Regions from separate parts of the Homo sapiens genome. Here all the other regions are linked to region 1. A link is a contact called in ENCODE Hi-C data. All regions are on one chromosome and are shown on one strand. The core of a region is the stretch at or near the end of the contact, and the rest is flanking DNA. Distances in the headings are between cores, read along the strand shown. Region 1 holds the start of LINC01215 (long intergenic non-protein coding RNA 1215). Region 2 overlaps LOC105374021 (a long non-coding RNA gene). Region 3 has its middle 40 kb from the start of BTLA. Region 4 overlaps C3orf52 (chromosome 3 open reading frame 52).

Region 1 (2,700 bases), core at 201-2,700:
TGAAGCCTATGGATCCTTTCTTGTAGTGTTTTTAAATGCATAAAGCAAAACTCTTAGGCTTACAAAGGAAATCAATGATATTGAAATACAATTCTATCCTTGGGCCTCTTGTGGGGAAAGGGCAGTGTCCACAGACCCAGGTTAAGAATCTCTGCATGGGTAAATTGATTTCCCAGCTGACTGCTGAGCCACAACCTGCAGTTTGGAAAATAAGGCTGTACAAAGCCTCAGAACATTTTGTTGTAGTTAAGTATTTCAGATGCTTATTATCCTGTCACGGTTTTAACCCTCTTTTCCCTCCCTTTCCCCATGCTCCCTCTATCCAGTCACCCACACCCCACCACATGCACATGCATGTGTACTCACTTACATGCATGCACATATATGTTGCCACATATCCACATACACATAGGCACACACATGCACAGGCACACACATGCAGATCTTAGGTCACATATCTGGAATGAGATGAGGCACTAGACCACTGGGTCCAGCCCCTCCTGTGACCCCAGTCCCACTCCCTGACTGCCTCTGTGTCACAGCTCCTCTGGCTCCTGCCTCAGAACTACTCTAGTGGCTCATTATCTCTGCAGGGCAGCGCTCACCATCACGACTTTCTTGTTTTCTTTCACAGCATTGTGAGCCAATAGGTGCATTCTGCCTCAGAATAGTGGTGGAGACTGGTGGTGGCACAGCCCAGAGCTCTTGACGTTTATTTTCTCAGGCTTCAGTGAACCTTCTGTGGCAGGTGTTTCCTTTTGATAGGCGGCAGTTCCTCCCTGGGTCACTCCAGCCTGCAGCTGAAGCCCTCACTTAGCTCACTGTGGCTGTACTGAACACACCACCTCCCAACATGGAGCAGCCTAGCCAGGGGGTGCGGGAAGGAAAGATGGTTGCTGCCACAAATGAATGACTCAGCTACCTTCTCCAATGGTTTGATATTGACGTTTCCTCCTGTCATAGCAAAAATGCCCAGGTGAACTGTTTTCTCCATCGCATGTAGAAAGATGATGGTTGTCTGAACTGGTTCCAGGTAATGGACAGTGGTAAGCGCTCCCTTCTCTTATAGTATGTTATGGATTGAAGTGTGTCTCCCCACAAAAAGATATTACTGGAGTCCTAACCCTGAATATTTCAGAATGTGACCTTATTTGGAGATAGTGTGTTTACTGAGGTAATCAAATTTAAATGAGGTCATTACAGTCTCTAATCCAATAAGACTAGTGTCTTATAACAGAAACGAACGCTTACAGAGGGAAGACAATGTAAAGAGACACATGGAGAAGATGGCTGTATTTCCATTCTCATGCTGCTATAAGGACATACCCAAGACTGGGTAATTTATAAAGGCAAGAGGTTTAATTAACTCACAGTTCAGCATGGCTGGGGAGGCCTCAGGAAACTTAGAATCACGGCAGAAGGGGAAGCAAACACGTCCTTCTTCAAGTGGTGGCAGGAAGAGAACTGAGTGAGTAAAATGAGGAAAGTCCCCTTATCAGATCTCCTGAGAACTCACTCACTTTCACGAGAACAGCGTGAAGGTAACTGCCCCCATGATTCAATTACCTCCCCCGGGTCCCTTCCATGACACGTGGAGATTATGGGAACTACAATTCAAGATGGGGTTTGGGTGAGGACACAGCCAAACCATATCAACAGCCATCTGTAAGCCAAGGAGAGAGGCCTGGAACAGATACTTCCCTCGCAGCTCCCAGAAGGAGCCAATCCTGCCGACACCTTGATTTCAGACTTCTGGCCTCCAGATTGTGAGACAAGAACAGCAACTCGGCCTGTGTTCTCTGCCCTTGAGGTTGAAACAGGGAGCAGAAGGTTTTTTTTCCCCTCTGTGTTGCAGCATGGAGTTCTGAATGACAGATGAGGGGTTGATCACCCTCCACACCCATGCTAAGCCTTATGGCTTCACGGGGTTCAGGCTTCCTGTGTTCAGTCTTCTGTGTTGCCAGAAAAATTTGCATACTCCCATGGACAAAGAAAGCAGCAGAGGAGAAAGAAGAGCTTTCATTCACTTCCTCTTTGGGGTGAGAGCAAGTCTGAATGCTCTAGAATTGATTCTATTAGAAAAACTCTCTGACCCCAAATATGAATATTTTCACCACACCCAATACTCATAATTTTAAAAATAGATCTTTTGAGTTTCATCCTGACTAGTAACCTAAAGATCACTGACTTCTGATTTATTTTTTTATCATGCTCTACAGTTAGAAATGCAAACATATAGACTAGAGAGGGCCACAGAGGTGTTTGATCCCATCACTTCATGTAGGTAGGAAGATGTTGAACCCCTGAGAGGGGTCGGAACTTGTCCAAGATCACACAGCAGGCAGAGTACATCAGGACCTCAAACCCATATCTTCTGCCCTCTCCTCCTAAGGTCTCCATCACTAACACCCTGTCACGGTCCATCCTGCTAAGGAAGTCTCTACTATAAAATCCCATACCTTGAAAATTAATTGTTTTTCCACTCACACGTTACCACCCTTCCCTCCTGCAAACATTTGGAAGTTGAAAGGTCGCACAGCCTTCATGAAATTAACCAGAAGAATTGAAAGGAAGCTGATGACAAAAGTACTTCAAAATCTGTTTTTCATGAAAACAGCTTTTTCTTTTCCCCCTCAGATCAAACTGAATTTTTCTTTTTATTTTTGCGGTATTCTTCTAATTGTGCCTTTTTAAATGTGT
Region 2 (2,700 bases), core at 59-2,558, 3.6 Mb after region 1:
AGCCCCAAGAATATAGCCAAACAGAAATGTGAGTTATACCTCATTTGCAGCTAGTGAAGTTTTGATTTTTTGGCTGGTCTGTGGGAGTGGTCTGAATCTTGGAAGAACTTCGTCTTTCTGTTTCGTCTTTGGAGTCCTTGGTTACAACCATAGAGAGGCTACGTAGTTTGGTCTTGAGTCACTTGTTAAATATATCTTTAGTTAAGATTTTGGTTTATATTCAGAGAATAATTTTTTTTTTAACTTTTCCTTTTTCTGTTTGCTTCCTGCATTCTCATTTGAGCTAACAGGAAATTTTATATTCAAAAGAAGAAATTTGATTAGTAATTACCCTGAACTTCTAAAAACTTCCATTATTTCTTTGTCTTTTGAGATGTAAATTCTCTCTCCAGTCTTACCTGAGAAATAATTCCTTTTTAAATGCAAATTTCAAGGAAAGAAAAGCCAGGAAACAGAAGTGTTTGCTGTTTGTTTGGCTAAAACCTCTAATGAGATATTTAAAGATTTCTTTTTTAAGAGCTTTATGGTCAAAAATTAACTTAATTAAAAGCTGATATTCAGGCTACAATTTTTTTAAAAGCCTCCCTGCTTTTTCTGTTTTGGATCCTGTTTCTACTATGGAATTTCTTTTAGTCCACAGAAGCTCCTTTTAATTATATGTTCGTTCCTCTGTCTACTTCCTTTTTTGTTGGCATGATTTCTGCTGAGAATAATATAAAACTTTATCGACCTTTTTGAAAACTCCCCAGTTTGCTGCTTTAGGATTTGTTCTTCCTTTTACCTCTGCCCCCATTTCTTTTGTCATCTTGATACTCTTTGAGGAAGGAAGAAAAGGTGCCACTGACCCTCTTTTTCCTCCTCACGAAGCCTTAAGAGTGAGAAGTCAGTTCCTCTCAGGTCCAAGGCTCTATTATCTTTCATATGAAGCTCCCTAATCTCCTGGCTCTTAGGAGGTGGAGTACCAAGGCTTGCTTTATAACTGACAAGTCACTGGTAAGAGCTACAATTTTAAAGGTAACTAACAATGTTACAGCAACCAGTTATTACGGCAGAAGGCAAATTCTTACTTTCTACCTTCTTCATTTCTTTGCATGCTTAGGTAAGAAAAGACTCAGGTATATGACTAAGTCAGACCCAACTGACAATCAGACAGTTATTTGAAACAGGCTTCCGAATTGTCTTTTAGGTTCATCTGTATGTAACCGCCCAATAGGTTCACCTTGCCTAGACAGAACCGATTTATCAAGACAGGGAAATTGCAATAGAGAAAGAGTTTCATTTACACAGAGCTGGCTGTACAGGAGACCAGAGTTTCATTATTACTCAAATCAATCTTTCTGGAAACATGAGGATCAGGGTTTTTGTAGATAGTTCGGTGGGTAGAGGGTCAGAAAGTGGGGATTGCTGATTGGTTGGGTCAGAGGTGAAATCCTAGGGAGTTGAAGCTGTTCTCTTGTGCTGAATCTGTTCCTGTGTGGGGGCCACAAGACCAGATGAGCCAGTTTTTGGATCTGGGTAGTGCTAGCTGATCCATCAAGTGCAGGGTCTGCAAAATATCTCAAACATTGATCTTAGGTTTTACAATAGTAATGTTATCCCAAGAAACAATTTGGGATGTTTAGAATCTTGCAGCCTCCAACTGCATGATTCCTAAACCATAATTTCTAATCTTTTACATAATCTGATAGTCCTGCAAAGACAGTCTGGTCCCCCAGGCAGAAAGGGGGTTTGTTTGGGGAAAGGGCTGTTATCACCTCTATTTCAATGCTAAACTATAAACTAAGTGTCTCCCAAAATTAGTTTGACCTATGCCCAGGAATGAACAAAGATAGCTTGGAGGTTAGAAGCTAGATGGATTTGGTTAGGTCAAACCTCTTTCGCTATAATAATTGTCTCAGTCATATTTTTTGCAAAGGCAGTTTCATGTGTACTTTATTGTAAAATCCTCTAATTCTTATGATTTTATATTACCTTAGCATTCATTTAAAATCTTCCTCTTTGTCTCACCTAAAGCACCCAAAGCTCCTTGAGAAAACTTATGTTCTTTCTCTATGCCTTTGAGATGTAAATCTCTCACCCTGTCTTCTCTAGGACTTGATAGCATTCTTTTGAAAAAAACTATAAGATATTTGTATCTATCTGTATGATTGTTTATGTTTATACACATATACATCTATGATATCTGTTGTGTCCACATGATACAAAATCCCTTCGTTGAATTTCAAATTGATTTAAAAGACAAATGAACATGCATATATTAAATACTTTAGGCTCCTAAAATTATAGATACTAACTCAAATTATTTTCAAATTCATATGAATTGAATACATTTTTTGTAAATAAAACTAGCTTAATATTGTTGGTTTAAAAAACAGTAAATCAAATAGATATGAGTGAGATAAAGATGTATCTCTTTGATAACTACATCCTTAGAATTTTGCTAAGTTAAATTAAATGATGGCTATTCATTTAATATCTAGTTCATTTCTAAAGAAGATAAAAGATTGAAACATTAATTGCTCAACATAGGTTTCAGTTTATTTACATTTGGCATCTTACATTTTATAGAAAGATAAAATATATTTGGGCTTGTTAGCAAATATGTCCTTTTCCACATTGGAAATATGTTCTATCAGGAAATCTATGTTTCTAGAAGTCATTAAGTATATAGTCATAAAATGGGTTGGTATGTGACTTTGA
Region 3 (2,700 bases), core at 99-2,598, 4.3 Mb before region 1:
TTACATCCATGTGTGCCATTTGTTTAGCTCCCACTGGCAAACAATTTATTTCAGTATGTGGCTTCTCTTCCTCTCAGTATAATTCATAGCACTTATTTCTTATTATGTTTCCTATAATATTAGACTGTGGGCTTCTTATGAGCAAGGACTATGTCACATTCTTCCTCAGTTTTTTAGCTCAGTGTTTGGCGCATATTATGATTAAATAATGTTTAATTAATGAATGACTGTGTTTGCAAAGTGAGTCATCTACTCTCTTGATACTCAAAAGATGGCCCTCAAATCAGTAACATGGGAATCCTTTGGGAGCTTGTTAGTATGTAGAATCTCAGCCTTCACATGCTAAATAAGTATCGACATTTTAGCAAGATCTTCAGATAATCAGTATGCACTTTGATGTTTGTGAATCTTGTGTTCCACTTAACCTTTATGAACCCATCTTTCCCCACCCAAAGTCAGGTGTGGTAGGACTCCAAGTCACATTTATAGGATAGACTAATTTAGAAAGTTCTATTTTAGGCAGAAACAGGAAAGGCCACAAAGTAAAAATGACAAGTGAGAGAGCACAGTACTATTTTATAGAAGTTTTGCTAAACCTGAGAACATGAGAACTGAAAGTCCTGTGCTAGAAATCAACTTACAGTTTCAAAAATAAGTTCTGTGGGTTAATCTTTAAAATCAGGCCCTTATTTTGAAGTTGGTCAGGTGAAACATTCCATGGCAATTGTTTTATCTGCACCCAATTTATAACCACCTATTAGCACCTACCAGTTTGCTAGGTTCTGAGGTTAGTATGGTTGAGAAAGATTTCATTCCTGCCTGACACTGCTTATGGTATAGATGAAGAAGTAGAAGTTAAACAAAAAATTATAATCTCATTGTTGAATTCTGTTGTGGAGATAGGTGCAAAATGTTGTGAAAACACCATCGAATATTAAGTTTCTTGAGTATAAGAACTATGTATATTGTTCACTGTAGTAGAGTTCATGTTTCTGAGACTGAGGGTTTTGAGGGAACCCTAAATAATCACATTCTTCTGGCTCTACAGATTGTTAGCCAACTGAAAAATGGAAGAGTCAGATTGGGGATAATATTAATAATAAAGATGGATTGACAAGCACAGCTTGGGCCCCAAACCAAAATGTGTTTCCTACCCATTCCCCCATCTAAACTTGCTTGACTTTGGGACCCCTTTATAGGAGAGTTATGTCTACAGAAAGATACCTAGCCAGTCATGTGGGGAATGTCAGCCTGCTTCAAGTTTCCTTGATTGCAGATGAGGGTCAGAGATATAACTACAACCTCCTTGCCTTTGATGCAAGACGTTCTTTCAGAGGTTAATGTGGTTAAAAGGGTGAGAAGCTCTGCCCATCACACCAGTATGTTAAATCAATCCTCTTTCTGTAAGGAGAAGCCTGCAAGAGGGCAGATCATAGGAGGACCTTATATCAAAGCTAAAGTGAGAACATGAGGAAAGAGAAACAATGACTTTTTCCTAGATTGGGAATATGGTAAGTAATTGCTGAATGTTAAATTACTGAACTGAATGAATTAAAAACAAGAAACAACTACTTCTTTCAGGGAAGTCAAAAAATGTCATTTGTGCCTTCTCTTAGAGCCAGAAAAAAGGGAGGAGAGAATTTTAAGTGCAGAAAAGAGCCATTCAAAACAGGATGGCACATTCTGAGATTGTTGGCCAGGCAGCCAGTGGCTGTAGAGTAGGTTATGGGGAGGGAATTACAAAATATAACACCAATTTTGGTTGTAATTGCCACTTAAATACAATGTAGGTAGCCAAAGTTCTTTCCTGTATATTATACAAAACATTGTGAAAGATCTATTGGCAACGATTTTCTCTTTAAGCTTCTTGGCTATCACAGATGTGCACAACTGACATGCTGATAAAGGCATAAAATTTATTTTTATTTTAGACAATGTTATTAAAACTTATCCAAGTCTTATGTTTAACAGTTGATAAATGATTTTATTTGGGGTTAAATACAAGGAAGAACAGTATTGAGTAGAATTTTAGCAAACCCTATGAGGTCACAACCAAATAGAGGTTAGAAACCTCAAACTTTCTTATTTGCCATTGACAATCTACCTTAAAACAATTAAAAATGTTAGCTCCAAACTGGATAATGACAGACTGCGTTGTTCTTTAAACTTTTGGAAATGTGTGTTTTCTTTGAATAGTATGCTATAATGTGATTGGACAACATATGATTCCTAAGTTTATTTGAATAATATTGGTGTTTATTATGCATCTTTCAAAAAAAAAGTTAAAAAGTTCAAATTAAGAAGTATTATAGTCAATCTCTTCCAAGGAAGTATTCCAAGTAATAGTGGAGCTGGCCCACAGATTGACTAACTGCTATATGAAATTGAGACCTATGCTTTAGGGCTTTCTATGGCTCGTAATCATATATTTATAAGCACTCCACAATATTTTACCTCTTGTAATTCTTGATGATCCCTTGACAATAATAAAATGTTTATAACAATTGATATCTACCATTTATTTATTGCTTGTCTATGTGCCAAACACTGCTCTAAGTCTTTTAAATGTACAACTTGTTTAATTCTCACAGTCACCTTATGAAGTAAGCGGTTATCATTCTCATTCTACTGATCAGGAAACTGAGGCACACAGTCATCAAGTAACTTGTCCAAGTTCTCATCACTAATAAGTGATAGAAA
Region 4 (2,700 bases), core at 178-2,677, 4.0 Mb before region 1:
GCCCTAAGGGAAATGAAAAAAATTATGCTCAACACCATTTACTGCAAAAAACAAACAAACAAAAACCCAGCCCAAAGCTCAGCCAATGGGAATGCAACAACACAGATGCAAAAATAATGTATTGTAAATGTTTTTAAATCATTCTCCATTAAAATTTTTCATTATTTTCTACAAAATACAAATACACTAAGGTTCACATTTAACATGCAGAAAATAAAGAGGAAGAAGAGAAATCCACTAGTTTCACTAGTTTAAGGAACAATCACTAAAATGAGACAATGATCTATAGTACATGTATCTTCTAGTTAAATAGGAAAGCAAATTCACATTATCCAGAGTCCTGGGTCATAAAGAACTCAAGTCAAATCTAGTCTGAGGCAGACACTCTGGCTCGTGCCCGCACACAGCTGCCCTTCACACTGACTTTAACCCAGGGCTCATTTAACTGAGAGGCGAGATCTCTCACAATACAGCACAAAACTCTTTCTCCTGGTAAATTTCTTTTCCCAACAAAACAATCAGTTCCCTCACAACAGGCAATTCTGTATCTGTAGACAACCAATACAGTTGCTAATATTCCTCCTACCCCCCAAATAGCTGGCAAAAGCTTCCAAGAGTTTATTTTCAAAGAAGAGTGGTTCTTCTTGTATCACAACCATCTGTAACAGGATACACAATCATTGCCTGAAGACACTGAGTCCCACAGGAAGGTTTGTAGCACTAGGCAACAAAAAGCCAATGCGTAATATCCAGAGCAGATATTAAACAGCCTTAATGATTCTCTAATGGAAGTTTATAAAAATATAAATGGAGTGACTATCCAAAGTGATAGTAGTGTGCTCAAAACTCACAGAGACCCATATTTCCAAAAAGGTGTTCAGGAATCACAGGAACAACGAGGAGCTGCAAAATAATGAAGAAACACATAGCTCCCGTCTGTAACTAGCTATATACATAGATTTCAAAGTAACCTTGGTGGTGTTCCTAAGGCTGGCTGGCTAAGATACTCAGGTACAGGTCATGGAAGTAGACACAGAACCACACTGCTGAGGTCTTCTAAAGTGCCTTCCTTTTCTTCACAGCCTGGCTTAGAGGTAGATCAAATCGAATGGTGGGGGGGAGGAGGATGACTTCAGTGAATAATTGGCTTAGTCTTCGTAACCTGGCTGCCTGCCTCTCCGTGCTCTACCAGCTCATGCTTACGCGATCCCACCTAAAAGAAGACAGTGCACCTCTGCACTAAAGAAAAAGTAGCCCAGGTGGGTGGAGTGCTTCAAGAATAGCAGTGCCATGATCACGCCACCGCACTCCAGCTAAGCGACAGAACGAGACCCTGTCTCAAAAAACAAAACGAAACAAAACAAAAACAAACAGAATACCAGTGACCTCCAACAGTGGGACATACCCGCTGACCCTATCGCCCCCACCCTAGCTGGCTTCCTGCCTTTGTCAAGACTGGACCCAGCTGAAGCAGTGCTCGGGAGCTGTTTTACTGGGCTTAGAGCCAGACTGTAGAATCGGGAGAGAAAGGAGTCTCCACCCCTCTGGTGTTGCTGGTGCTTCTGTATTAATCCACAGAATCTTTTCTGCAAAACAGAGTGAATTCCCTTCATCTCCAGGACTTGGTAGAGCACTGCTTTCAGACAGAGACCAGCCTCCATCACTTCATTCTAAAAAGAAAACACAGATGAACAAAAGTTACTGATTTTTAAAACCACTATTAAATGCTTACGTTTTCATTTCATTTCATTGAATTTTAGTGTAAAATCTTAGATAAAATTGCAAGGTTTATACATTCCTAACAGAGGAAATTTAGTCTTCAGTCCAACACACACACACCGCTCTGAATACATTTCAAAAGGCAAATGACATTTATTGTTTCTTGCTTATTTGTTTGGGTAGGATGCATGAGAAATAATTTTGATGATGTGGTTTTTGGGTGCTAAGGACATTTTAACATCCAGTCCCTTTTCATAATCTAACCATAAACTCTAAAATTTCCGTTTTTAAAACGTGTAAAATATACTGTGAGAAATTCTGATGAGAGAAATGGTGTGAACCCTAGGGCACAGCAGGTGCAGATGCAAAGCCCCAAGCAGACACAACACAGGGGGAGCCCGCCGGGGTCTACAGACCAGGAGTCCAGCCTCGCCACCACTGACAGGACTGACAAGATTCACTATTCTCCCTACCTGGGGCTTTTTCCTCTTCTCTCTCACAAAAATCCTGGTTTTGCCCTTTTTCCCTACTCAGTCTACTAGCTGACTCCTTCCCATGTGAGAACAGTACCAAGTACCTCCTCTGTGTCCAAAATAACTCATGATGCTGACCTATTCTTCGACCTTTGTAAAACAGACTTCCCCCTCCTAGCCCAGGGCCCCACTCATCTAGGAGGTGAAGAAGACCAAAGATAGGGAAGGGTGAGGGATGATGGACTTAAAAAATTCCTTTATCATTATATTTTAAGTTTTTATTTTTATAAGGCATCCAAATATGCATGCAGTCAGGTCAAAATAATCGCCGTATTTCCAAATTAGAGAATGAGAAGCAAACACACACAAAACCCCTCAGGAATCTAAATTACAATCTAATTTTGGATTCTGCTTCTAAAGCGCACATATACAAACCCCAAATGGACCATAGGCTGGCCTCAGGGAAATACTCGGAATCCCTGAAATTGTCTGTACAATTTTGTGTTGT

Evidence for each region. Hi-C counts contacts between places; a loop is a spot of excess contacts on that map. Pooled maps may share reads with other maps.
Region 2: a map with no recorded cell type shows a loop between it and region 1 (20-fold over the local background). The contact joins the enhancer-like site here to the promoter of LINC01215 in region 1. A Hi-C loop is called at or near these places in 9 of 37 single-sample maps with no recorded cell type and 3 of 50 pooled maps.
Region 3: a map with no recorded cell type shows a loop between it and region 1 (11-fold over the local background). The contact joins the enhancer-like site here to the promoter of LINC01215 in region 1. A Hi-C loop is called at or near these places in 2 of 37 single-sample maps with no recorded cell type and 2 of 50 pooled maps.
Region 4: a map with no recorded cell type shows a loop between it and region 1 (14-fold over the local background). The contact joins the enhancer-like site here to the promoter of LINC01215 in region 1. A Hi-C loop is called at or near these places in 3 of 37 single-sample maps with no recorded cell type and 6 of 50 pooled maps.

The regions. Positions count from the first base shown.
Region 1 is chr3:108,123,814-108,126,513 of GRCh38, reverse strand. It overlaps LINC01215 (long intergenic non-protein coding RNA 1215), which reads right to left and starts at 1,450. Exons shown (of 2, transcript NR_110030.1): 1 at 1,372-1,450. RefSeq lists enhancers at 438-537, 1,038-1,117, 1,338-1,387, 1,668-1,807, 1,878-1,927 and 2 more.
Region 2 is chr3:104,517,884-104,520,583 of GRCh38, reverse strand. LOC105374021 (a long non-coding RNA gene) reads left to right here. Exons shown (of 6, transcript XR_007096271.1): 6 at 1-2,700. Among named protein-coding and RNA genes, the nearest start is that of ALCAM, 850 kb to the left of the region's middle. Within about 2 kb of position 1,308, at least 3 of the 41 ENCODE cell types and tissues checked have a DNase peak (open chromatin) inside an H3K27ac peak, as active enhancers do.
Region 3 is chr3:112,458,594-112,461,293 of GRCh38, reverse strand. No RefSeq gene overlaps it. Among named protein-coding and RNA genes, the nearest start is that of BTLA, 40 kb to the left of the region's middle. Within about 2 kb of position 1,348, at least 5 of the 41 ENCODE cell types and tissues checked have a DNase peak (open chromatin) inside an H3K27ac peak, as active enhancers do.
Region 4 is chr3:112,115,612-112,118,311 of GRCh38, reverse strand. C3orf52 (chromosome 3 open reading frame 52) reads right to left here. Exons shown (of 6, transcript NM_024616.3): 6 at 102-1,670. The coding sequence ends at 1,666. Among named protein-coding and RNA genes, the nearest start is that of MIR567, 4.2 kb to the right of the region's middle. RefSeq lists an enhancer at 2,121-2,180. Within about 2 kb of position 1,427, at least 3 of the 41 ENCODE cell types and tissues checked have a DNase peak (open chromatin) inside an H3K27ac peak, as active enhancers do.